Linked DNA regions of Homo sapiens: region 1 is linked to region 2. Evidence: chromatin loops called from intact Hi-C (ENCODE). Cell type or tissue: heart left ventricle. All regions are shown on one strand. Links, peaks and the distances in the headings refer to the core of each region. The heading gives the core; the rest is flanking DNA.

Region 1 (12,517 bases), core at 2,863-10,862, 56 kb after region 2:
GATTCAAGAATCTGAGCAAATGCCAAACAAGATAGACCTAAAGAAATCACAAATTAAGCATCTGCGAGTTAAAGACAAAGAAACAATCTTGAAAGCAGGAAGAGAAACAGGAAACCTTAATCTACAGGTGGAAAGGGTTCAAATGACAGTAGATTTCTCATTGGAAACCACGGAGGACAGAAGGAAGTGGCACAATATTTTTCAAGTGCTGGGGGGAAAATAAAAAGAACTGTCAACTCATAATCCTATACCCAGTAAAAATATTCTTCAGGAATAAAGGGGAAATCAAGAACATTCTCAGATGAAGAGAAACTAAGAGACTTTGTTGCCAGAAGGACTACTCTAAAAGAATAGCTAAAGGAAGTTCTCCAAACAGAAAGGAACAGAATAGAGAATCCAGAAACAGACCCACACAAATATGCCCAACTGATTTTTGACAAAGGTGCAAAAGTAATTTAATAAAGGAAAAACAGCTTTTCCAACAAATGGTGCTGGAGTGATTGGACATCCATAGCCAAAAAAAAAAAAAAAAAAAAAAAATCTAAGTCTCAGGCCTTATGCCAAAGTTAACCCAAATGGATTGTGTGTTTAAATGCGAAACATAAAAATATAAAACTTTGAGGAAAAAATATTTTAAAAATCTTTGGCAAAGAGTTCTTAGACTTGATAACAAAAGCACAATCCATAAAAGGAAAAATTGATAAATTAGACTTCCTCAAAATTAAAATGTTTCATTCTGTAAAAGACCCTGTTACAATGTTACAAAAGACATACAGAGTAGGAGAAAATATTTGTCAACCACATATCCAGCAAAGAACCAGCACTTATAATACAGAAAGAGCAATCAAAACTCAACAGTCAGGCCAGGCATAGTGGTTCACTCCTGTAATCCCAGCACTTGGGAGGCTAAGATGGGAGGATTGCTTGAGGCCAGGAGGTTGAGGTTGTGAGCTGTGATGGCACCACTGCACTCCAGCCTAGATGACAGAGCAAAACTCTGTCTCAAAACAAAACAAAACAAAACTCACCAAAAACCAAACAATTCAATTAGGAAATAGGCAAAAGACATGAAGAGATATAGCACCAAAGAGATGTCTAAATAAGCACGTGAAAAGAAATTCAAAATCATTAGCAATTAGAGAAATGCAAATTAAAACCATGAGGAGATATTACTACATACATATTAGAATGGCTACAATTTTAAAGCAATGACAACACCAAATGTTGGTGAGATGCAGAGAAACTGGATCATTCATACATTGCTGGTAGAAATGTAAAATGGTACACCCACTTTGGAAAGTGATTTGGCAGTTTCTTAAAAAAATTAACTTGCAACTAACACGTGACCCAACAACTGTACATCTCAGAGAAATGAAGAGTTATGTTCACACAAAAACCTCTACACGAATGAATATATTAGCTTTATTATTTTTTTTTTTGGAGAGGGTCTCGCTGTGTTGCCCAGACTGGTCTTGAACTCCTGGGCTCAAGGGATCCTCCTCCATCAGCCTCCTGATTAGTTGAGATTACAGGCACATGCCACCATCCCCAGCTTATCAGCTTATTCTTAATAGCCCCAAACTGGAGACAACCCATGTCTTTCAATAATGAATGATTAAACAAACTATGGTACATCCATATCATAGAATATTACTCAGCAACAGAAACAACTGAACTATTGATACACACACCTGGATGAATCTCCACAGAATTATGCTAAGTGAAAAATAACTGTTCCCAAAAGGAATATGCTCTATGATTCCATTCATATAACATTCTTGAAATGGCAAAAGTATAGAAATGGCAAACATATTAGTAGTTGCCAGGAGTCAAAGAAAGGGTGGAGGCAGGAGAGAAGTGGGCGTGCCTTTAAAAGGGCGACATGAGGGATCCCTGTGGTGACAGGACTGTTCTGTGTCTTTACAGCAGCCGGGCCAATATCCTGGTAGTGATATTGTACTACAGTTTTGCAAGATGTTAACACTGGGGGAAGCTGGGTAAAGGGTATCCAGGATCCCTTTGTGGTGTTTCTTACAATTGCATGCAAATCTACAATGTCTCAGAATTAAAAGTTTAATAAAAGTCAACAATTGTGGAAAGCATGCACGAATAAATAATTGAGTAAGTGAAAGAACACAGGAAATCAGGGAAGAAATACCCCATGCCTGGTGATCAAGGACCAAGATGCAAATAAATGCTCTAGCCTACAGTCTCTCTCTCTTCATAATTTGTCCCTTCCCTCCTTCCTTCATAATAAACTCGAGAAACACTTTATCAAAGAAACTGTCCTTAATTGGCCTCAGATGTTGTTACGTCACCACTCCGTGCTCCTCCAGGACTCATGTTCATTTTTGACATTAGGTATTTGTCCTTGTTTGGATTTGGATTTTCCTTCCAATTTAAGGGGCCCCTGAACATTTCCTCCAACAGACTGGGGGCAGCCTAAGGGCAAACACCTTCATCATCCCATTGGACACGCCTCCCTGATGTAGATACGCAGTTCTGAATACTGCAACAGAATTCAATACAAGATCTGCCAACTCCAGTGAATTTAGGTGTTCCCAAAGATAGATGTCAATAAATACTGGCTGAGTTGAACTGGACATGCTATAAATTCCCTCATGCACAGGACTAGATCCTATAGCTCAGCAGTTCATAGGCCAGTAGACTAAGAGACAAAGGATCAAGGAGAAAGAAGGGCAAGAAGGGTAGAAAGATAGTAAGGACCAGGTTGGGGGGTCCACCAGGAACCCTGAAGAAGACACATCTCTCTCTCTCTAGGTCTCTGTCTCTGGTCCTCTCCCCAGCTGCTTCCCAAACTAATTCCCAGGAAAAGGGAAGCACTGAGAGTCCCAGGGGTTAGAAACACATCAGAACAAAGAAAAGTTAAGTCACTTTCAGCCATTCCACTCTGCATCAGGACTTCAAAGGAGAAAGCACCATCTAGGTTGAAGATGGGCCCTTTGTGTCAGCTGCTGGAAAGTCTTTGGCTTTTCCAGGCAAGGATTAGACAATGGCCTGGGCACTTTGCAGCTTTCCTCTCCCCATGTTAGAGAGTGTGGGGCCTCTGGCACTGTCTGTCTTCCATGCCTCCCTAGCCAAGTGCCATGAGCACCCCAGTCTGAGCAGAGGCCGAGCAATGTGTGGCGGGGGCAACAAGCCCCGCAGCTCTCCTTCCTTCCACCTGAGACACTGAATCTGTCTGTGCAGAGGATAAACAGAGGCAGGGAGGGTCAGGGCTCCCAACGCTGGTGACGGTGGTGGTAGGAGGCGCAATGGTGGCTCCAGCTAGTTTCTGGCAGTGGCAACAGAATTGATCTGAGCAGGCTTCTTGTGCCACGAATTGGGCTGTGGTTCTGGCTACCAGCTTTCCTTGGAAGCTGCAGGTTTCCCAAGCCTGGTTCTGCAGCCTTCCCACTTGCTCAGTAAGCTACTGGGATATCCAACAAGCTCTTTTTCTATGAGGTTGAGCAGGGCTGAGTTCCTTTGCTTGCTCACAGGAAACCTGAGGTCCAGGGTGGGACTGACCACCACAGGCTCTGGGTGGCCCATCCTGACTCCGAGTGCTGGGTTCATGCTGCTCCTTCTGCCTGGTGCTTTCCCACAGCTAACAACCACTCGACCCAAACCCATCATCCTGTAAAGTCCAATTCTCATGCCACCTGCTCCACGGAGCAATCTTGGATCTCTCCAGAGAATGAATGTCTCTCTCGTCAACACTCCCCAGCATTTTACCTGACTCTCTCTGTGGGGATTTAACACTTCCTACTTTAGATTATAGAAAGTTGTGTATTACTTTTCTCCCTTACTACATGGTGAGTGTCCTGAGGCTGAGGTCACTTCTTGTTTTCTCCCTTGTACCCAGCCCAGTCCTCTACACTGAAGAGTGCTCAGTAAATGCTTATAAATAGAACTCTTCAGTTTATTTAGACTCGTTCTTTTTTTTTTTTCTTAGAGACAGGGCTGCACTCTGATGTCCAGGCTAGAGTGCAGTGCCGCCACTATCATAGCTCACTGTAGCCTCAAACTCGTGGGCTCAAGCGATCCTCCCACCTCAACCTCCCAAGTAGCTGGGACTACAGGCACGTGCCACCGTGCCTGGCTAATTTTTAAAATTGTTTTAGAGATGGGACCTTTCTATGTTGCCCAGGTTGGGACTAGGCATTCTTAACTTGGGGTCCAGGCACCCGCTGAGCTGAATGTAATGCATTTTTTGGACACAATGCCCACAGCTTTCATCAGATTCCCAAAAAGGGTCCATGACCCCAAACCAATTAGTAATAGATAATATTTGTTGAGTGTTTACTAGGTACCTGGCACCATTTTATATATTTTTCATGTATTAGCTCTCTTAATCATCACAAGATCCCTGGGAGATAGGTACAGCAGGCAGGCCTGGAGCAGAAGACAATTTGGGCCTCCCTCTGTCATGATGGAGGGTCCTGACTGCAAAACAGGAGGCAGGGAGGGGGTGTGTGACAGACATGTAGGGGAGGGGACAAAGCTCTCTGTCAGGAAGAACTGGTGCAGAGGCAGGGCAGGGCAGGGGCTCCCTGAGGGTTTACCTGGGGTCACATGGCTCCACTTCAAAAAGATTTGTTTTTATTCCCCTCCCTTCCTTCCTTCCTTTCTTCTTTCCCCTTGAAAAAGTGTGAATACGGTACAGGTGTGCACACACACACACACGCATACACACACACATATCAGGAGATGAAACATTATCTGGACTTAGCAGCCACGTTCTGTGAAATCAGCACTCCAGGGTCAGCTCCCTGTGGCCTGCCTCGACTTGATGTCCTGCTGTCTGTACATCCTTTGAATCAGTCAGGGTGTCTGGCCTACATGGTAAATTCCTCAGGCACAGGCCATGTGCCTATGCATAATTCAGTCTGAGCTTGATCAACACAAATGAACATTGTCAGGCCTTTAAACAAAGTTTGATTATTTACTTTTGAAGGAGGGCTCTTCCATGCAACCTTTCCAGTGATGACACTAGTTTCAGATGGAGCTGACCTTGGGCTGCTGGGCTCAGGCTTCTAGAAGGTGAGATGGGCAGGGGCAAGATGGAGTAGGAAGGAGCAGGGTTGGACAGCATGGGAGGAGATGGCTATGGGGACAGAAAGAAAAGTAATTCCCAAGAAGAGCACAGCTGGAAACCACCCCCTACCCCAGGGCATCTACTTGAGCAATGAGGATTAATCTCTGTTGTCAACACCTGCACAGTTTAGAGCAGGCCACTTAGCTGCCTCCTTTGAGTCTTGTGATGACTTGCTGGTAAGGTATAAGACAGTCATTCCTATCCCCATTTCATTGATGGTGATAAAGGCTAAAAGAAATTAGAATCTGGCCAGGCGCGGTGGCTCACGCCTGTAATCCCAGCACTTTGGGAGGCTGAGGCGGGTGGATCATGAGGTCAGGAGTTTGAGACCAGCCTGGCCAATATGGTGAAACCCCCGTCTCTCCTAAAAATACAAAAATTAGCCGGGCATGGTGGTGCGTGCCTGTAGTCCCAGCTACTCGGGAGGCTGAGGCAGAAGAATTGCTTGAACCGGGGAGGTGGAGGTTGCAGTGAGCCAAGATTGCACCACTGCACTCCAGCCTGGGTGACAGAGCAAGACTCTGTCTCAAAAAAAAAAAAAAAAGAAAGAAAGAAAGAAAAGAAATTAGAATCCAAGTCTCCTGACTCCAAATCTTGAACTTGGCCTACCACACAATGCTGCTCTCAGGGAACTATGGAAGCCAGCTTAGGATCCAGGGTTCTGTAGCCTGGAGATGCTGTGGCCCCTGCAGAAGCCCACCATGCTTGTCACATGCCTCAGCCTGGAGGACCAAAAACCCCGCTGCCCAGTTTCCTCGCTATCCCATGATGAATCCCATAACTTCTCCCTTAATCTGTGATCACATCCTCATCTCTGAGGAACCTGAGTAAAACACTCTCTCATATAGGACCTTTTGTCTGGAAGGTGCTCAGTGACTGTGAGTGGAATGAGCGATCAGATGAGTGAATGACTGAGTGAGTGAAGTGTTAATAATTCCTTATGGGTGCATTAGGCACATTAGGTATTCCCCTTTCCGCTATTAATAGATGGTTATACCAGAGTATCATTAACATATGTGGTACTTTTACCCACTCAAATTGTTTGTGCCCTTCCCCTGTGATAAACAATTTTGCCAAGAACATTCTTGCAGCTAGATCTTTGTACACATTGATGATCATTTACTTCAGTTAAATTCCTATGTAATCCCACTTTAATAATGGGATAAACAGAACCAAATTAGGAAGGGAAATTTGCTGCAAAAGAAAAAAAGGTCATAATAAGCAATTCTAGGCAAAACAGAACGCCTAGCCAGGCTTCCAGTTCTTGACTGTGGATAATTGAAGGGGCCCTTGCAGTTCTGCTGGGCACCCATAGCCAGAGACCTAGGGACAGCCCCAGAGTGCTCACTCTGTGGTCCCCTTTGTCTGTGATCTCATCATGGTGGGGGACTGGTTTCCCAGCTGTGTGACAAACTCCCTGACAGCAGGGACTGCATTCCCCAGTGCCTGGAGCCTGGCAGTACCTGGAACAAACATGGAAGGTGCTCAATATATATCTTCTACCCTGGCCTGAAGGCGTATTAAGCCATGACTATGTAGGAAAGGGAGCTGTCATTTATTCACTGGGCACCAATTATGTGTCACGCACTGTTCTAGGAACCCTGCACACATGATCACATCCATTATCTCATGTCATTCTCACAGCAACTCCCAGCACTACCTCCCCTTTCTGATGAAAATGAGACTCAGAGAGGTCAGTCTGACTTCTCCTTCATCACACCATGATGGCAATTGTGCTTAGTCCCACTGGCTAGCCCAGAGATCCAGGAGCCAGGGCCTGCGAGTCCACACAGCTCACAGTGGATGCTGACTACTCTGCTCTTTCAAAATCAATGGCCACCAGACCTGGCGGGGCTGATACAGCCCTTGGCAGGGACAAAAGCAATCACAGGACACCTCGACCCTGGCAGGGGTGGATGCGGACACAGCGGAAATGGGTGCTGAGATTCGATGAAGCTCAGGAAATGAGATAGCTTTGTTGCCTTAGCAATGAGCGACCAGGGTCAGCGGCAGAGCAGAGGCAGCTGCAGGGCTAATGGTAGAAAATAGGCCATGTTGTCAGGCCTGAGGTTCCAGAGATGGAGAATGTGTGGAGGCAGCCTTCTTCCTAGACCTGGACTTCTGGGAACAGGCCTCCTCCATTGAGAGAATAGATCCCAAGTGAGGAAGACTCAATGTGCTTGGTGCCTCTTCTGAGCAGAAAAGGGAGACTGCCTGCTGGGCTTCCCCCATACCCTGGCCCTGGCCCTGGTCGTAGCCCTCAGCCAGCTCAGGAAGACCCTTCAGTATAGGCCAGGCTGTAACAGGGAGAAAAAGCTTTTTTTTCTCACTGGTGGGACACCAGGCAAGCATCTCCTTGGCCTCTCTGGTTGTTTCACCACACCCAGCCCTGAGGACCTATTATCCTCTATTCTCGCATAAGGACAGGTACTCCCAGGGCAGGCCTGCTTGCTGGCTGGCTGGAGAGCCCTTTCCCATCTGCAGACCTGTACTTCTCATTGGCTGGGCCTGCAGGGCAAGAGGCAAGGGTTGGGGGTGGTGACCAGATGCCCCTGGAACTAGAGAGGAACAGAATTCAGGGCTGTCTTGCCAAGCATTCTCCTGACGGCTGTAAGGAGGCGCCTGACCCTGGCAGTTGCTTGATCTTTGGGTCTGCTGAGTCTGCCCTAGAAGGGAAGGAAGAGCAGCCCTGGGCACAGCCTACATGTGGGCCATGGGCTCCAACCAGGTGGGGAGAGAGTCTGCTTCCTTCCACCTGCTCTGATTTTTTTGTTTGGTGTTTTTCAGGTCAGCCTAATCAGGGCACACAAGAGGCCAGAGAAGCGCTCACCCCGGATGACTATAGTGCCTCTTCTTAATCATAATAAATAAAATGAAAATGGTATTTTACAGTTAAAATATTTCCACATCCGTCATCTCATTTGATCCTCACAATAACCCCAGGAGCTGGACAGGGCAGGTGTTGTCTTTCTCATTATTTCACAAGTAAAACAGCAACTGAGAAGTAAATTGACTTGTCAACGATCACACACTAGTCAGAAGCCTAAGAGCTGGATGTCTGCTTCCAGAGCCTTTGTCCTTCCCACTCCTCTGTGGCCTTAGAAGAAGGTGTCCAGGTGAGCAAAGGGAGAGAACTGGACCAGCGGATACTGCGAGGGGCTTCCTCATGAGGGGGTTACTAACTGCTTCCTCCTGAGCTCCTGCAGTCCCATGATCACAGGGCCCCTCTCTGTGTGCAGCCCCAGCAAAGTGATGCAGAGAGATGGGCACTCCCAGAATCACTGTACCTTCCCTAGATCATTTTTTAAAGGCAGACATACCCTTGACAACCTGGAGCATCTTATATGATGTCAGCTGGGAAGGATGGCAGAAAGATGGCTTTGAGAACCTCTAAAGTGAAGAGATGAAGGATGCAAGGATCAGCCTCAGGGTCCATGACACCTTTCCAGTGTCCCTGGTGCTGGGTAAACCAGTGTGCTTTGACATCCCTGGAGTCATTTGTTTCAAGAGCTGAAGATGATGTTAATTTCGGACATTAAAATCATTCATAAATCGAAGCTAGCTCTGGGCTGCCCTGGCATCAGGGGAGTTCATGCTATAGCCGTGAACTGCTGCAGCTGCTGGTTGCCTACCAGGAGGTGGCCAGGCTGACTTGCACTGGAGTGAAGCTGCCACAGGATCCAGCCCAAGATCAGCCCAGACCTTCATGGGCCTGAGCACCTCTGGAGGGGGGTGGCTTTTCACACCTGGATGAGACTTTGGTCAGCTCTGTACTGTCCTCAGGGCTGCTGGTGGTTCTGAACAGAAGTTCTAGGGGCTGGGGGAGTGGCCTGGGTTTGCCCAGAGCAGGAAGGAAACACGCTTCTCCCTGGGTGTCCTGCTAACAGGAAGCAGCCGGGAGGAGTGGGGAGCTGAGAAGGCCCCACCTTGCACAGAGGTTCAGGCTCCTGGACCACACAGTCTGACCTTCCCAGTCTGACCTTCCTCCCTAGGACCTGCCATTCAAGCCCACTGACCTAGAGGACCCCCGCAAACTTCTGCGCATGCATGAGGCACATCTGAACTTTTAGACTAAACAGACACCCTGGGAAAGAAGAGGGAGTCGGTGAGCAGCCTGAAGACCGAGAGACCCTTGCAATGGAGCCCTCTTTCCCGAGCACATACTGTGGGACAGGCGCTGTGCAAACACGCATTGTTTATATATTATATTATATTATGTTATTGAATCCTTACAACAACTTCATGAGGTAGGAGTGCTTAACATTTTCATTTTACAGATGAGGAAACTGAGGCCCAAGGAGGTAAAACAACACGCCTAATTGCCACAGTCGGTATCAAACTCACGTCTGCCTGGGGGCACTAGGCAGCCAGCATGTTTGGGGTCATGTGTGTACATGCAGCCACCCCTCACAGGAACTGCAGTGGGCCCAGCTGTGGCCAGACATACCACCACCCAAAACTCAGAGGGAACAGATACAGCACCCAACAAGAATTCAGGACGCAGCCCCGGGAAGCGGTGATGGCAGTGGCAATGGAGTGCTGACACTCCATTAACAAATAGGCTTTGGGTGTTACAGGAAACAGACAAGCCAGGGTTCCAGGATTCTGGGATTGGCAACCCAGATCTACCCACAGGAAACTGCCAGCTAGGGACAAGAAGAGCTGCCCACAAGACTAAAACTGGGCAAGGGGCTTGCTCTGATGCCAGTCCATCACCAAGCTGGAGGAGCAGTGGGAAGTGCTCCACAGCTGCCCCCCACTGCCTTTTCACCCCAGCCCACAGCCTCCTTTTATTGTCAGCCCAGGATGCCCGCACTCCAATTACTCCTTAGGTACACAGCCCAGGCAGCCTATGCTTACGTGGTCCTAGGCACTCACAGGTGGTTTATGTACTCAATTTGCATGGCAGGGTCTTGGCGAAGGGGAGATGATGGCACACAGCTGGACACACAGCTGGTTAAAGCACCCATGAGGCTCTGTCTCCTAGGGTTGATCTTCAATTGGGTCAGTTACCCTTGCTCCGTGCCACATAGAGAAAGGACATTCTCGATGTGCAGGCAGGGGTCTCACAAATATAATACACACAAGGCTTTGGGGTTTTGGGTACCGACACAACTGGGGAGGCAGGTACCTATGGCTTGGGAGAAAGCCATAGTCTCTCATGGGTAGACATGTCTGTGCTGTTGGAGAGACAGTCTCCACCTTCCTCCACAAAGCAGCGGCAGGTAGACCCTGGCCACACTGGATTGGAACAGAGACCCCAGGGCACTGTGAGTTCCATCTCCCTGTGCCTCTGACAGCCTTGGGCACATCAATATTGTCTACACACACAGTAGAGTCTCATTACTGATTCAGTTAGACCATATGGATCCCTGAGATGCCTCCCTGAGCAATATTTTCAGTAGAACCAAGAGGGGTGGCTGAGCTCTGGCTCGCTTCGCCTCAGTCCTCCAGCTGGGTGTTGTGCAGACTCCATCCCAGTGCAGCTCTCAAGCCTCTTGAGCACTTCACCCAGTGGCCCAGCTCCTACAGCGCGGGCTCCAACCCCGGTAACTTGACAGGACAAGGCCCCTCTGGCCCAGCCAATGCCCTCGTACCTGTGGACAGCCCCATCAGAAAAAACAACAGAGGCAACCCCCTGAACCAACAGAAGCCTGTTCCCCATGAAGAGGGTGGGGATGTTTGTCCACTCCCCCCTGCAGCTGATGGCTTTCCCATCTTGTCAGGCAGGAAGGGACAGGGTGTGGGGAGGTTGTGATACTGATTTCCAACCGCCACCCAGTTCAAGATCCTAATCAGAGTCCTGTGAAGAGCAGCTGGTCATTTTTTTTGTCTTCCGGTGGCTGGGGATGGGGGGTGGGAGGGGACAAACTATTCCAAAACACCGCCTAAGGAAGTCAGCACCCTGTGGTTTGGGGATTATAAGTGAGGAGGGAATCACAGATAGTTGAGCAAATTACAGTACATACATATGAAATAATATTTAAAATGATGTGTACAGAGATTTGATCGATACAGAAAAACATCTGAGATAATATTAAGCAAAAAAGCAAAAATACAAAATGGTAGGCCGAGTATGATCTCAGGTAGACAAACCTGCCTTTAAAAAAAAAAACAACCTAGAAGGAAATGTTAACAGTGTTTGCTTCTGGAGTGGGGGATTATGGCTACTTCAAGTTTTTCTATTTTTCTATGATAAGCTTTGTTAATCAGGAAGAAAAAAACAACACTAGTTAAAATTTAGGGAGAAAAAGGAACCATGGATGGGGCACCTGTGCCCTCTGTGATCCAACAGCGTCATCCCAAGGGAAGAAGAGTTCTGTGTGTGTTGTGAGTGGGCAGGGAGAGAAAGTACTGACTTCTGATACAGCCCTAGAACTCGAGGGGCTGTGTTCTGGAGTATTCCCGAGGGAGCTCTCGCCTGATGGGAGAGACAAAGCCCCTGCCTGGGGAACACAACCTAAGTGCTGAGGGAGGGGAGAAAGGCCTGTAACGGCTGAGGGTGTGCACCCTGAGCAATATCACTAGGTACTGGTGGAGCCAAGCGGAGAGGGCACCAGGGGTGGGTGACAGTGGTGGGCTCAGGGGGAAGCCTTCCTGGAGGCGGTGAGCCTCGAGCAGGCCTCCAAAGTGAGCTGGGGTGTGGCTGGAGCTGCCGGCATTTCATGGGGGTCTGGGGAGTGGTTCTCAGAGCCTGCAAGAGAAATGCCCAGGAGAAGTGGCCTGCCTCTCTCTGAAAGAGGTGGGCAAGCGTCACCATCAGAATGGTGTATGTGTCGGGAGGAAACTGGGAGATGGGGCAGAGTGTGGGGGAGGCCCCTGGAGCCCACAGGAAGGAGTCTGGAAGTGATGGGGAGAGCTCAGTGCTGGCAGGGAAGGAGGAGCAGCCAGGATCTGAAAGAAAGGACCAGCGCCAGCCTTGACATGGAAGAGGGTGGCTGCATTTCAAATTGGTCTTTTAAAGAAAAGTCTGAGAGGGAGGCGCTGAAGGGCATTTGGGTGTTAATTTTTGGTTCAGTTCAGTGACTAGGGATTGGGGGAATGTCTGGCGCCTCCAGGGATAAAATGCTGGCCTGAAGCCACAAGGCCCCTGGGAGGTCAAATCCACCTCATCATGTGGCCTGGGGTCCCACCTTCAACTGTGTGGGCCTCAGTTTCCCCCAGAGAGGCAGGGGGTGGGTGACAGCCCTTCTATTATCCTCAAGTCTCAGGGGCTCTGCTAATAAAAATGATTGCAAAACGCTTTGCAAATAGCGATACTGCCTCACAACGGAGGCAATTCTTTCCCACAGAGGGGGCTCAGTTCCTGCAGGGATCCACTTGGAACCTCTCTGCCCTCCAAAGAAGGGGCCCTTCTGTTCCCTTGTGATCTCAGTGAATACCACGTCCCTGGGATAGCCATGGGCCGGGCCCCATGCC
Region 2 (12,517 bases), core at 1,692-9,691:
TCTATAAAGTTTGTTAGAGCTTTGACTTCCTATGTTCTTTGATGCAAGTCATTTGTAGTCCAGGAATACTTGGATTTGGTTTGAAACCCCCAGAACAAACTTCTCTCCCAGAGAGTAGTTACCATTCCTTGCTCCTGCCCCAGGCACACTAGCTTTGCAAGTTCTCTTAGAATGAATACTCTATTCCTGCTCTATTTCAAATCCATAAGGCATGAAAAACTTCACTGTGGCTTAAAGATGGAGCCAGCTCAACAAGGGAGAAGAAAGAGGAAGAAAAGCAAAACAGCCCTAGTATGAGGCCAAACTCCACACTGCCCCACCCATTCTCTCTATATATCAACCCTCGTGTGAGAAGGAGGCAGGGAGGAGGCTCTGGCTTTTTCCTGATAACACGTACTATGATGAGAAAAAGATCCCTTCATTGTGGGTCCACTTAGTGCTCATTCAAACATGCCACAAAGTGGAAGTCATTAAAGAATCTGCATAAGCCTTGGGGCAACCTTTCCCAGTCCTCCTGCACACAGCCTCACACATGTGGGCACGCGGTAACGTCAGCCTTGGCTTCTCTTGGCTGTCCAAATTAAGATCTGATGGTGGTCTATACACTACCCAGTGCTGACTGCAACCAAAGGGAGAGTCAGCAGATGGGACCAGTGCTGGGCTGTCACCAACAGAATCAGATGGGCCAGGGAGGGTCAGGGCACATGTACAAACATCAGTGGGCTGGGCATTTCCACACTTGCCCCAGGGCAGAGGCAGAAGGAGCAGCTGCTGGTGGATGGCCTTCAGGATATATGAAGAACATCCCCAGTGCCCCAGGTTGGAGGCAAGTCATCATGGGAAATTCTCCTGCTATATAAATACTAGAAAGCCTTGTTTGGACTCTATGCCCAGAGTCCAAGCAGATTAAGAAAGTGGCACAAGGCTGAGAAAGCTCTTTGGCCTTCTCCTGCTCCGCTCAAAGACTCTGCACTCACCCCCCAAACCCATTCAGTGAGCTTGGAAGACAGAGAGAAGCACATTGGGAAAGGAGCAGAGAAAGACTGGTTGGTCTTTCTCAGCTGGTAGAGAAGAAACAGGCTGATAGAGGACAAATTTTAGAGCTCTACAACCACTTACATTGGATTCCTTACTCATTCATTCAAATCATACCTTCACCAAACCCTGACCGCCAGGCACTGTGCTAGGTGATGGGGGGCAAGATGAGTTCATGGTCAGGAAGGGAAGATACATGAGCTTCAAAAAAAAGCCCCCAAACCCCCAGCCATCTACAAATTGATATGGAAATAACATGATCAATAACTGTCAAATAACTATGCTGGATTCTGTGAATTATATAAATATTTGATGGAGTACTCTCCAAAGCACCCAATTATCCTTCTATAAATGGGATAATAAGCTCAGTGCCCTCCTTATGCCATGGGGCCTAGCGAGGGAGGCAGGACTGACTGGCTGCCTTGTCAACCCCTATAGGGGCAGGTCACTGGGCACAGCTTCTGGGATCCCAACAAATTCTCTAGATAAGTCTCACTGGAGTGAATCCCTGGGCTGTGAACATCTTGAAGGCAGGTCAAAGTCTTATTTGTCTTTTACCCCAGTGTCAAGCACAGTGTTCAGCACAAGGCAAACACTCACTGATGGTTTGTAGATTGAATGAAAGAATACATGAATGAATGAGTCATGTCATGCCCCAAGTGACTTTGGGAGTGAGAGGGCAAGGCATAAAATGAAATCCTTCAGTTGCCTCCTCTCTTCCTCTCTTCTCTGTTTTCTTCAAGCTCAGAAGAGCGCAGGCTCTTCCACAAGGCAGGCAAATCCGAAATCTCTCTCCCCATCCAACCCATCAAAGAGCTCGGCGTATCCTCGGCAGAGATGGGTCACCATGACAACTAGCTAGCACCAGAGCAGAGGCAGTGCAGTGAACCCTGCTCCTCTTCCCTAGGAGCCTTGGAGAAAGCCAGTGTTTCTCACTTTTCTGGTAAAACCCTCCTCCAAATGTTCCCCGGCACTCTGTCCCCCCAGAGGTACCCAACCGTGATCTAGCAGACAGTTTCACATCTAACCAGTGAGGGTGGTCTTCCAGCTGACAAGCCTGGGGGATTCCTAATGCTAGTCTGCAACAGACGTTAAAAGTAAAAGACCTCTCATCAACTCATCGGATAATAATCGTGAACGAGCGCTGGGTTAGGTGCATGGAGATCATTAGGCTCTAACAATGTGGCATCCACATGAGGAAGCCATTACACTAACAAAACTGCAAATGTAAAAATAGAGCTCCACATAGTTTCCTGGTTACCACATTCTAATTCTGATGGCTTTTCGGTGCCAGAGAAATTTGGTTTCCTTTTGTCCCCTGCCATGCCCTGGTTCTCTTGCATGTATATTTATTGTGGAAGGAGATGGCTTGCTTTGCAAATGCTGAGTCCTTAACCCATAACCCTCCTCCACAAGGCTTGTCATGGAAGAATGAGTGTTGCTGCTCTGTTTTTAGGGTTGCAGTGGCTCCAAGATCACTGCTATAGACCAGGCCTAGAAAGGGCTCAAAAGGTCCCAGCTCCCAGGCCAAGAAGGGATATCTGGCCACCTGCCCAGCAGGGCACAGAGAAGACAGAAGCAGTATACCATCCTGTCCGGTGATCTCAGGGTCAGGCTGTGTTCTAAGCCCCAGCTTGGCCCGCTGGAGCAGGGCACCAAGACAAAGCTGGGAGACAAGCCCTCTGGACAATCTCAGGTTTGTGAAAAGGAAATTTATTACTTTGTTGAGGCAAGTTTCCCTTTGTCTGGGAAAGTAAAGGATTGACCTGGTTCCCTGCAGTGTGCAGCCTCATGTACCCCTGGTGTGAATCATAGCCATCCTCTAGATACTTTTTTAATGTTGTAGGAAAATCAGCACACGTCCGTAAGTGCTGCTGAGTTTTGAATCTGACCCACTTAGGGCCTGACCTATGGTACCCAAGACACTCACTCATCCATGCATCATTCATTTATTCAGAGACACTGAGCACCTGAAGATGCATCTGAGACTGTCAGGGTCTCTGCCCTTATTGAATATTGCTGTATTTGAAATTTAGGGATCTTCCTGGTGAATCTCACATGCCTGAGCCTCAGGTGATATCTCATGACTACAGGATGACACGGGGAAGGGGACATGTGTGGGAGTGGCCTGTTAAAAGTGGTCCTGGAAGGGGAAGTGTTGTCAGGCAGCAAGCCAGATGGCTCTGGCCTGCCTCCCTAATTCCAGCACCTTCATTTTTCAACCTGGGCACCACTCAGAACCTGGCTCTCACTCCCAGCTTGTTACCTTTGTGTCAGGACTTCTCACATGACACACACATGCAGTGACTCCCATAGCCTGGGCATCCCCTGGCCACTTCCCTATGCTGCCCCTAAAAGGCTCCTGGGTTTGATGGACCAACCCTGGGTTGAGTCAAGCATGATGAAAACTCAAAGTGCAATTCACAGGTTGATGTCTCCTTGTCAAGAGATGGACCCATCCAGCCTAGGTCACTTCTTCTTCCATCTAGGCAGCTCTAGCACAGTGGCCTCCCGACCCTAGGAGGAAGTCTCCCCCAGATCACTTACCCATGCAGGAGAAGCTCTCCTCAGTCTCATGGAGGGGCTCAGCATAGCCATCAAGGGGCCAGCTGCCCTGGGAGAGGGGGCCAGGTTTCTGGTCAGTTTGCAACCTGTGGGACCAAGAAAGGGTAGTCACTCATGGTAGAGATGTCCTGGTCTCTAAGCCCCTCCATGGGGCTAAGAAAACCCTCTTAGAACTTGGTTCTTCTTCTCTGATAGTGCCCTGCACCACTCAGGGCCAGCCCCTCCCTGATGGGTATGTGCACATGCCTGCCCTCCAGCAGGCAGCAGGCCTTCTGTGCAAAGCTGCGCCAGGCAGGGAGCCCCAGAGGATACTGGGATGCCCGATGCTTGTCACCCCTTGACATTCTACAGTCTACCCATTTCCCAGGAACGTTATCACTTATAGGGCAGAGGGATACCCTAGCAACTCCAGGCCTTGGGTCCTTTGTCTTGCCAGGATCCTTGCCCTCAGGATGAGCATGTATGTACAGCCATGTACATATACACAGGGAAGAGCTCCCTCTGAAGCTGAAGTCACTGATTCCTGGTAGCTCAGGGGGCACACAGGCTTTGGGCTTGCTCGTAGTCCAGGCAGCTTGTAGGTCAGGAAAGAAGGAGGAGTAGGCTCAGCTGCAATCACAGTGACTCCCGGGAGGACAGGTCTCTTGCTGGGCCCGTTGTGGTAGCAGGAAGGAAGGGTGAGGTCTCTGGGCACCAGCTCCCAAGTGCACACAGACCTCTGAGCACAACCTCAACCGTACAGTTGCTCCCAGGAACAAAGGCTGTGGGAGCTTTCATTATAGGCAATTACCCTAGGCTCTGGGAGCTGGCCCGCCCACCCATCCGCCCGCTGTCTCCAGCTAAATGGAGACTTTGGCAGCTTGGCAGGAGGGGGAGGGGAGGGCTGTGCAGGCAGGAGGGGAAATTGAAGGGCTGGGCCATGGAACCCTGAGAGTCTCCAGTGCCACTGAGATTTGTCTTTCTCTCTCTCCAGTTTTCACTTTTTTCAATGCCTAGATGGCCGGGACTCTGGGCTCAATTTTGCCATTAACTCACTGTATAACCTGGAGTAGATCTCTTCTCCTCTCTGGGTCCGGCTTCCATCATGGGGTGAAAAGATGCCCCTCAAGGCTGGGATCTGTTTTACAGTCTAGGGTTGTGAGGTGTTTGCTGCTTCTGCTCAGCTTTTTCTAAGCTATTTAGGCAGTGCTGAGCTCTTTTGTATCTCAGGCCCCTCAGGTGAATGATGGGGATAGTGCAGGGTGGGGTGTCGTTAGAGAAAGCAGGAGGCCTCATCCTGGCCCCTGGGGGTGCTTGGTATGATGGGGACAATCGCCATGTACTACTGTCTCTCTTTTTTTTTTTTTTTTTTGACACAGGGTCTCACTGTGTCACTCAGGCTGGAGCACAGTGGTATGATCAAGGCTCACTACAGCCTTGATTTCCTGAGCTTAAATGATCCTCCCACCTCAGCCTCTCAAGTAGCTGGGATTACAGGCTCAAGCTACCACGCCTAGCTGATTTTCATATTTTTTGTAGAGATGGGGTTTTGCCATGTCGCCCAGGCTGGTCTCGAACTCCTGAGCTCGAGATCTGCCCACCTCAGCCTCTCAAAGTGCTGGAATTACAGGTGTGAGCCACTGCACCAGGCTCTTATTGTCAATTAAATGTCTGTCCAAGTACACAAGTGCCAAGGGGATAAAGAAAGACTGGGGTTGGTTGGTTTCTTGGAAGAAATTAGAATGGACCTGGGATTTTGAAGTAGGGGATGCAACATATTGGTGAGAAAGTAACAGAAAATTCTACTGGGGAGAGGGAATTCTATATAATGTGTCAACTGTTTCATTGATTAACATCATATATGTAAAGAGCTAAGCACAGCGTCTGGGCCAGAGCAGGTATGCAATAACCAGTGTTAAAAATAAGAATAGGCAGACGGGTGCAGTGGCTCATTTCTATAATCCCAGTACTTAGGGTGGGGGGGCCGGGGCGGATGGATCACTTGAAGTCAGGAGTTTGAGACCAGCCTGGCAAACATGGCGAAACCCCGCCTCTACTAAAAATACAAAAATTAGCCAGGCTTGGTGGTGCATGCCTGTAATCTCAGCTACTCGGGAGGCTGAGGCAGGAGGATCGCTTGAACCAGGGAGGTGGATGTTGCAGTGAGCCGAGATCGTGCTACTGCACTCCAGCCTGGGCGACAGAGTGAGACTCCATTTCAAAAAAAAAAAGAAAAAGAAAAATAGGAATAGGCCAGGGTGGTGGCTCACAACTGTTAATCCCAGAGCTTTGGAAGGCCGAGGCAGGAGAATTGTTTGAGCCCAAAAGTTTGAGGTTACAGTGAGCTATGACTGTGCCACTGCACCCCAGCCTGGGGAACAAAGCAAGAATCTGTCTCCAGTAAATAAATTAAAGACTAAAAACAAAAAAAGAAATAGTTACAGTCACGATTGTTGCTGCCATTAATATGATGCAAGAGTGGGTGAGGTTACATCAGTCATATGGGCCAGAAACTCCAATGGCAGAAACATTGAGGAAGGCAGGCTTTATCTCTAATTTCAGTCAGCTCTGTATTTTTATCCACATCTGCCTCCATCTCTCCAAACATGGCCAGGCCTCCATGTCCGCCCTCACTTCTCAGCCTGAGTGGACAGCACTCTGTATGCCAGAAGTCAGGCAGAGGTTGAACCAGAGAGAAGAAAATTGCAGTAGTGACACCAGTAACCCTACGCTCCTGATACCATTAACCATAGTTCCAATTGAAGTCCAACCCAAGGCCCACCCAATGCAGGAAGAAGAGAACTGTTGGGGGTTAGGGAGGTGGTAAAGGGTGCACTGGCAGTTGGGAAAAGTCAGCAAGGGCTGTGGTGAAGCTGCTGTGGCTCTCTTCCAGGATAGCAGAGAGGGATGAGGTTGAGGATGTGATGGAATTAGATGTGTGAGACCAGGGTCTCCTGAGAGCGGACAGGGGATTGCACCTTCTCTGGGTCCAAAGGGAAGTGATGGATGAGAGGAGACAAGCTTCACTGGGAAGGCCACACCAAGGCCCTTGAAAAGAGAGGGCTGTGGAGGATGGGGCAGGGGAGAAGATGGCTGCAAGATTCATTCCCTGGAGAAGCAGGTCAGGCATGACCAGGCTGGAGATGGGGAGGGAAGCAGGTGACCTCTGCTTCTGCATTCCACTGGGGCTTTGCAGAAGGCTGAGGTGCTGGGGCGGGTGGCAGGGAGGGAGGAGAGATTTCCACAAAAACACAATGTCTGTGGATTCTAGGAAGCAGATGGCACCTCCTTGGCTATGAAGCTTTGAAGGGTGGCCCAGCCTGGCCCTTGGCAGAGCTGCCATGGCAGCAGCTCTAGGCCCTGCAGAGTGTGCTGGGTGCCTGCCCATTGGCGTGCAGCATCTCGGAGTGTCCTTGGTCCTAATCGCACCCTTGAGCCTCAAATCTGTCTTGAACTAACTTCTAACCACCATGGTGATGAGTCAGGTCTTTGTGCCATGACCCTCTCTCCAACCCTAATCCAGAGACTGAAAGGGGCAGGGTCTAGGAGGTAGGGTGGTGTGACACATTTCCATTTCTGTTTAAAATGCAAACATGCAATAAATGTTTGCTGAATGAAGGAAACATGGTTCTGTTTAAGCTGCATTAAAATATTTGAATGAAGAATTCTGAGCTCTTTGGAAAATGTCAGGTTCTGAATATACCAAGGGACTTGTAAGGTAGATAATGTAAAATCTTAAACAATTTAATGCCTAGACACTTTTCCCAAAGAATGAATTCAAAATGAAGGGAATCAGGTAGGAGAAGAAAGTCAAAGAGTCACCAGGGAAACATTTTACTAATTGGAAAAAGGCCATTCAAAGGAAGGCCTGCCCTGCATTTCTGCTTCTTGAGTTCTCTCATCAGCTTCAGAATCGAAGTAAAGAAAGTCACAAGGGGACGTAAGTGAGTTGCCCCTTAGGAAAAGAAGCATCAGTGCACTTTGCAGGCAGTACAGTCAGGCAGAAGATATGCTTTGAGAGCCAGGGGTCACCCTGGTAAGACCTCCCTTTGGCTGTGAAGTCAGAATTCTTGCAATAACAGGGAGTTCACTGCCTTCCGGTCAATTTGTAATCCTCTCTACTTTTTGGAAAGTTCTTGCTCTTGAGCCTCAAATCTGTCTTGAACTAACTTCTAACCACCATGGTGATGAGTCAGGTCTTTGGAGCTGCACCAAGTAAATCTAATTCATCTTACAACATGACAGCCCTTCAAATATTTGAAAACAGTGCTCAGACCCTCTCTAAGCCTTCCTTTCCAAAGCAAACTTCTTCAGTTCCTTTCATCATCCTATAACACCTTTTTTGATCCCCCAGCAACGTGTCAGTCTTGCTCTACATGTGTTTTTGTATGTCGATGTCCTTTTAAAACGTGGTGTTCACAACTGAATGTAACAGTCTAAATGAAGCCTAAACATGTGCAGAGTGTATTGGGACCATTCACTTCCTTGTCCTGAACTCCAAAGGCCTAGTCCTGTAATATTAAATTGCATTCAATTTTTCAGAGATTAAGATACACAAGTTGCCTTCTGCTGAAGGTTAAAGCTCCTAGTGGTTCCCTACCCCCACCTCCAGCCGCTCTGATGCCTCAGAGGTCCCTGGTGTGTAAGGGATGATGTACAAGCTTTTCTATGCCCAAAATATAAGTGAGAGTTTCTCCTTCCATTAGCATAGGGGAAAAAATATAGGAAGTTAGTTTAGTCAGGAAGATACTTAATTTGCATTTGGGCATTTCTAAACTATATAATAATTAGTAATTAAAATTTAGTGTACTTACTGAAGTCTTTTTAGTATAATTATATTTTTATTTTTTAAAAAAAGCATAGTTTGCTGGGTGCGGTGGCTCACGCCTGTAATCCCAGCACTTTGGGAGGCTGAGGTGGGCGGATCACGAGGTCAGGAGATCGAGACCATGCTGGCTAACACAGTGAAACCCTGTCTCTACTAAAAATACAAAAAAAAATTAGCCAGGTGTGGTGGTGGGCGCCTGTAGTCCCAGCTACTTGGGAGGCTGAGGCAGGAGAATGGCGTGAACCTGGGAGGCGGAGGTTGCAGTGAGCCGAGATCGCACCACTGTACTCCAGCCTGGGCGATAGAGTGAGATGCCATCTCAAAAAAAAAAAAAAAAAAAAAAAAAGCGTAGTTGACTAAGCGTTTGTTTTTCTATGCAATCAACTTGCAGTGTCTGAAAAAAGCTGGATGTACTAGCTTGTTGGCCATCTTGTTGTGAATACTGGACTGGCCACCTCCACCAACAAGGATGTCAACACCTGTCTGTCTAAAGCATTACTAATTCCTGATATGCCAGGCACATAAGCAGATATGCACAAGGCACTATAGCAAATGGAGTGAGCAAACGAGTGAGAGACAGACAGACAGGTACAAGGTATGAGTGCAACAAGCAGTGTAGATTTTACTTACTAAGTAAAGGCGCAGTGCCCAAGCCAATAGAGTTGGTCTAACTCACAATGTTGGCAAATGTCCCACAATGAATTGGGTGAGACTGACACTGCCTATGTATCTAGCTGCTTAAGCTTCCACGACATCCCAATCTTTATATTGTTCCAGAGAGCAAAAATGGACATTTTAGGGGTACCCTCCTTATGAGACTCTTTTTGTTGTGGATTCCCCACAGTCGAGAAAGATCAGAGCTTCAGTCAGCGTCCCCTTTTATGGTCCCAATCCCATCTCAGCTCTCCAAGCCCCCAACTCTGTAGGCCTCCACCTACCTAACTTCTTTTTGTATCGCCTGGGGCCCTCTGGTCTTTACCAGCCACTGATCACCAGGGTCCCTGTCCTCTTCCGGCTTGCCCCTTGGTCCCAGCATGGCTCTTCCCCCTTCCCTCCCTGCCTGCTCCCCAGCTCACCTGTACTGGAAGGGGGCCACCGTGGCTGTGACTGGCTGACTCTGCTGATGGACTGAGGAGAAGCTAATGGCCCCCGGAGAGGGAGAGGGGCGCTTGCCCTGCACTGGGCTGCAGACTGGAGAGGAAGCCCACGAAGCTGCCCCCTCATCAGGCTCCAAAGACCTGGGGGTCCCAGAACTTTTGTAGTTTATATCTCTTTGGTCTTTTCCTGGGCAGCTTGGAGGCTTCCGACCTTCCGGAGCCCCTGGTATTTGAGTTTCTCCGTGAAAGCTCGTCCGAGAAGGGCTTCTGCCCCGGGTCTGGCAGACTGGAGTCCCTTCCTGGGCTTTTTTCTTCTTTCCCTGGGTGCCTTGTCTCTCGCCAATTCTTCCGGATCCAGCCCGGCTGGAGAGGGCTGCTTTCGGGGTTGTCCTGGGACTATTCCATGGGGAGCTGAAGGGGCCTTCCCCATCCTCAGCTGACTCCCTCACCGCCCCAGCAAACTTGGGAGAGCCTCTCCCCCGGAAGGCCCTAGGAGAGGAGTTTCTAGAAGGACCTGCAGCCTTTCCCAGTCTGGGGGAGGCTGCTCTCTGTGGGCTCAGGGCCAGGCCGGCCTGGCGTGGCCGCAGCTGGGGAGAAGCGCCCGGTGTAGGAATCCTGGTCTGGGAAGAGGCACGAGGCACCGGGATGGCGGAGGCGTAGTGAGGGCGGCTGGCGGGATTCACATTGGCCATCCCATTCATGGTCTGCAAGGCTGGAAGTGTGGGCTACTGTCCTGCAGGGAGAGAGGGCAAAAAAAGACCGTCAGGCACATCCCCACAAGCTTCCATCCTTGAGTGTAGAAAGAGGATGTTGGGGTCTGTGGGGAGGCTCGAGCACCCAGACTGGGCACTGGCACTCCTGGTTCGCATTGTGACTGGGTCACTGGCTACCCGCTGGACTCTGGGCAAATCCCTTTCCCTCTCTGCTCTGAAAAGCTGTTATGAGGCTCATCTGCAAGCACATATGGGAAAGTGCTTTGTGAATTGCAATGTGCTGTACAAATGGGCTTCATTTAACTTTCTTTGACTCTGTTCCTGTTCACTGATTGGGGACAGACTCTCCTTCTCACAGCTCCTCCCCCTCAGGCCTTTCCTAGTACCCCGAGTCTAGAATGTCCTCCACACTAAACAAGTTTCCTCATGCTCTCGGCCTCTGCCCTGCATGTTCCTTCCTCTCATCACTGCAGCTGACCCCTGGCTCTCTTCATAGGACACTCTCCAGTGCAGTGCAACCTTCTTCCACATGCTGCTGGGGCCCAAGGGTGGGAGGGCCAATCACAGTCCCCCCAGATCATAAACTTGTAAATTGGCAAATGCTGCCCCTTGAGGCTCCTGCCATTCCCTGGGCCCTCCCTGCTGTCCCCACCCCCATAGTCACTGGGCATTTGTCACTTGGCTCACAGTCTTCCTCTCCAGCCCATTCCCTACCCACCTCCCCCCATGACAAAACTGACCTCTGCCACCTCCTGCCACCCTCGTCTAAAAGAGACTGAGTGTCCCACCTTTGGTTCAAGGCAGTTCCTTGTGCAGGCCCTGTCAACAGCACTTGATCTTGTCTCTTCCAGACCTTGACTCATTAATTATCCCCTTCTCTCTTGTATCTTCAACCCTTCCCCCTTCACCAGCTTCCCCTCCTTGCCATGTTAATTAATGAATTAATCACTTCCATTTCAAAGGGAATTTAAAGCAGTTTACAAAGATACATACAATCAATTCCAGATAGATTAAAGAGTTAAAGGTTAAAAAATGAAGCCATAAAAAATGTTCAGAACACATGCATGAACGTTTCCATAATTTTGTTGTGGGAGAGGCCTTTCTAAGTACCACATCAAAGGCAGAAATCATAAACTAAAACACTGATAGATGTGAATGCATAAAAATTAAAATCTTTATATGGGCAAAAAACCTTTTCAAAAGGTTTGACACATCAATAAACTATAAAAATACTTGCAACAGACTGGGCGCAGTGGCTCACGCCTGTAATCCCTGCACTTTGGGAGGCTGAGGCAGGTGGATCACCTGAAGTCAGGAGATTGAGACCAGCCTGGCCAACATGATGAAACCCCGTCTCTACTAAAAATACAAAAATTAGCCAGGCGTGGTGGCACGCCTGTAATCCCAGCTACTTGGGAGGCTGAAGCAGGAGAATCACTTGAACCTGGGAGGTGGAGGTTGCAGTGAGCTGAGATTGCACCACTGCACTCCAGCCTGGGTGACAAGAGCAAAACTGTCTCAAAAAAAAAAAAAAAAAAAAGAAAGAAAAGAAAACTTGCAACAAGTATGAAAAACAAGGAATTAACACCTTTACATATAGGGAGCTCTACCAAATCAATATTTGAAAGCAAACATCCCATAGAATAAAGGGCAGGTGGGGCACAGTGGCTCACACCAGTAATCCTAGCACTTTGGGAGGCCGAGCGGGGAGGATCCCTTGAGTCCAGGAGTTTGACACCAGCCTGGGCAACATCTCTACAAAACATAAAAATAAACAAAAACAAAATTAGCCGGGCATGGTAGTGTGTGCCTGTAGTCCCACTACTTGGGAGGCTGAGGCAGGAGGATCGCTTGAGCCTGGGAGGTGGAAGTTGCAGTGAGCTGAGCTCATGCCACTGTACTCTAGCCTAGGTGACAGAGTGAGACCCTGTGAACAAGAAAACTGCAAAAGAATAAATACAACTGGCCAAAACAAAACAAAAACCAAAGACTTTATTAGAAATTGAAGAGATGCAAATTAAATAAGTTATCATTTGTTGCTATCAAATGTACTATATCGCAGAAAATTAAAATATCCAGTGTTGGTAAGAGTATATGGCCATGAGGCTGGGTGCGGTGGCTCACACCTGTAATCCCAGCACTTTGGGAGACTGAGGCAGGCGGATCAACTGAGGTCAGGAGTTTGAGACCAGCCTGACCAACATGGCAAAACCTCATCTCTGCTAAAATTACACACACACACACTAAATAGCTGGGCGTGGTGGCACATGCCTGTAGTCCCAGCTACTCAAAAAGCTGAG

Evidence for each region. Peaks named below come from ENCODE experiments on the same cell type or tissue, not always from the same donor. Only the 100,000 strongest peaks of a DNase experiment are listed, where the experiment ranks them.
Region 1: a loop joins it to region 2, with 2.2 times the contacts of the local background. A loop is called at or near these places in 15 of 110 quality-filtered maps.

Annotation. Positions count from the first base shown.
Region 1 is chr1:201,565,496-201,578,012 of GRCh38, reverse strand. The region is part of intron 1 of NAV1 (neuron navigator 1); the gene reads right to left. Among named protein-coding and RNA genes, the nearest start is that of NAV1, 33 kb to the right of the region's middle. RefSeq lists a cis regulatory region at 10,378-11,164 and enhancers at 11,331-11,830, 11,831-12,332. In heart left ventricle, for the core only: no CTCF peak of the experiment used is centred there; a DNase peak (open chromatin) is centred at 7,001; H3K27ac peaks cover 3,332 bases.
Region 2 is chr1:201,620,573-201,633,089 of GRCh38, reverse strand. It overlaps NAV1 (neuron navigator 1), which reads right to left. Exons shown (of 34, transcript NM_001389617.1): 3 at 9,484-10,237; 4 at 3,583-3,686. The coding sequence starts at 10,205. It overlaps LOC124904482 (a long non-coding RNA gene), which reads left to right. Exons shown (of 2, transcript XR_007066789.1): 1 at 1-2,731. Among named protein-coding and RNA genes, the nearest start is that of NAV1, 88 kb to the right of the region's middle. RefSeq lists an enhancer at 4,152-4,653 and a silencer at 10,511-10,895. In heart left ventricle, for the core only: no CTCF peak of the experiment used is centred there; no DNase peak of the experiment used is centred there; H3K27ac peaks cover 1,926 bases.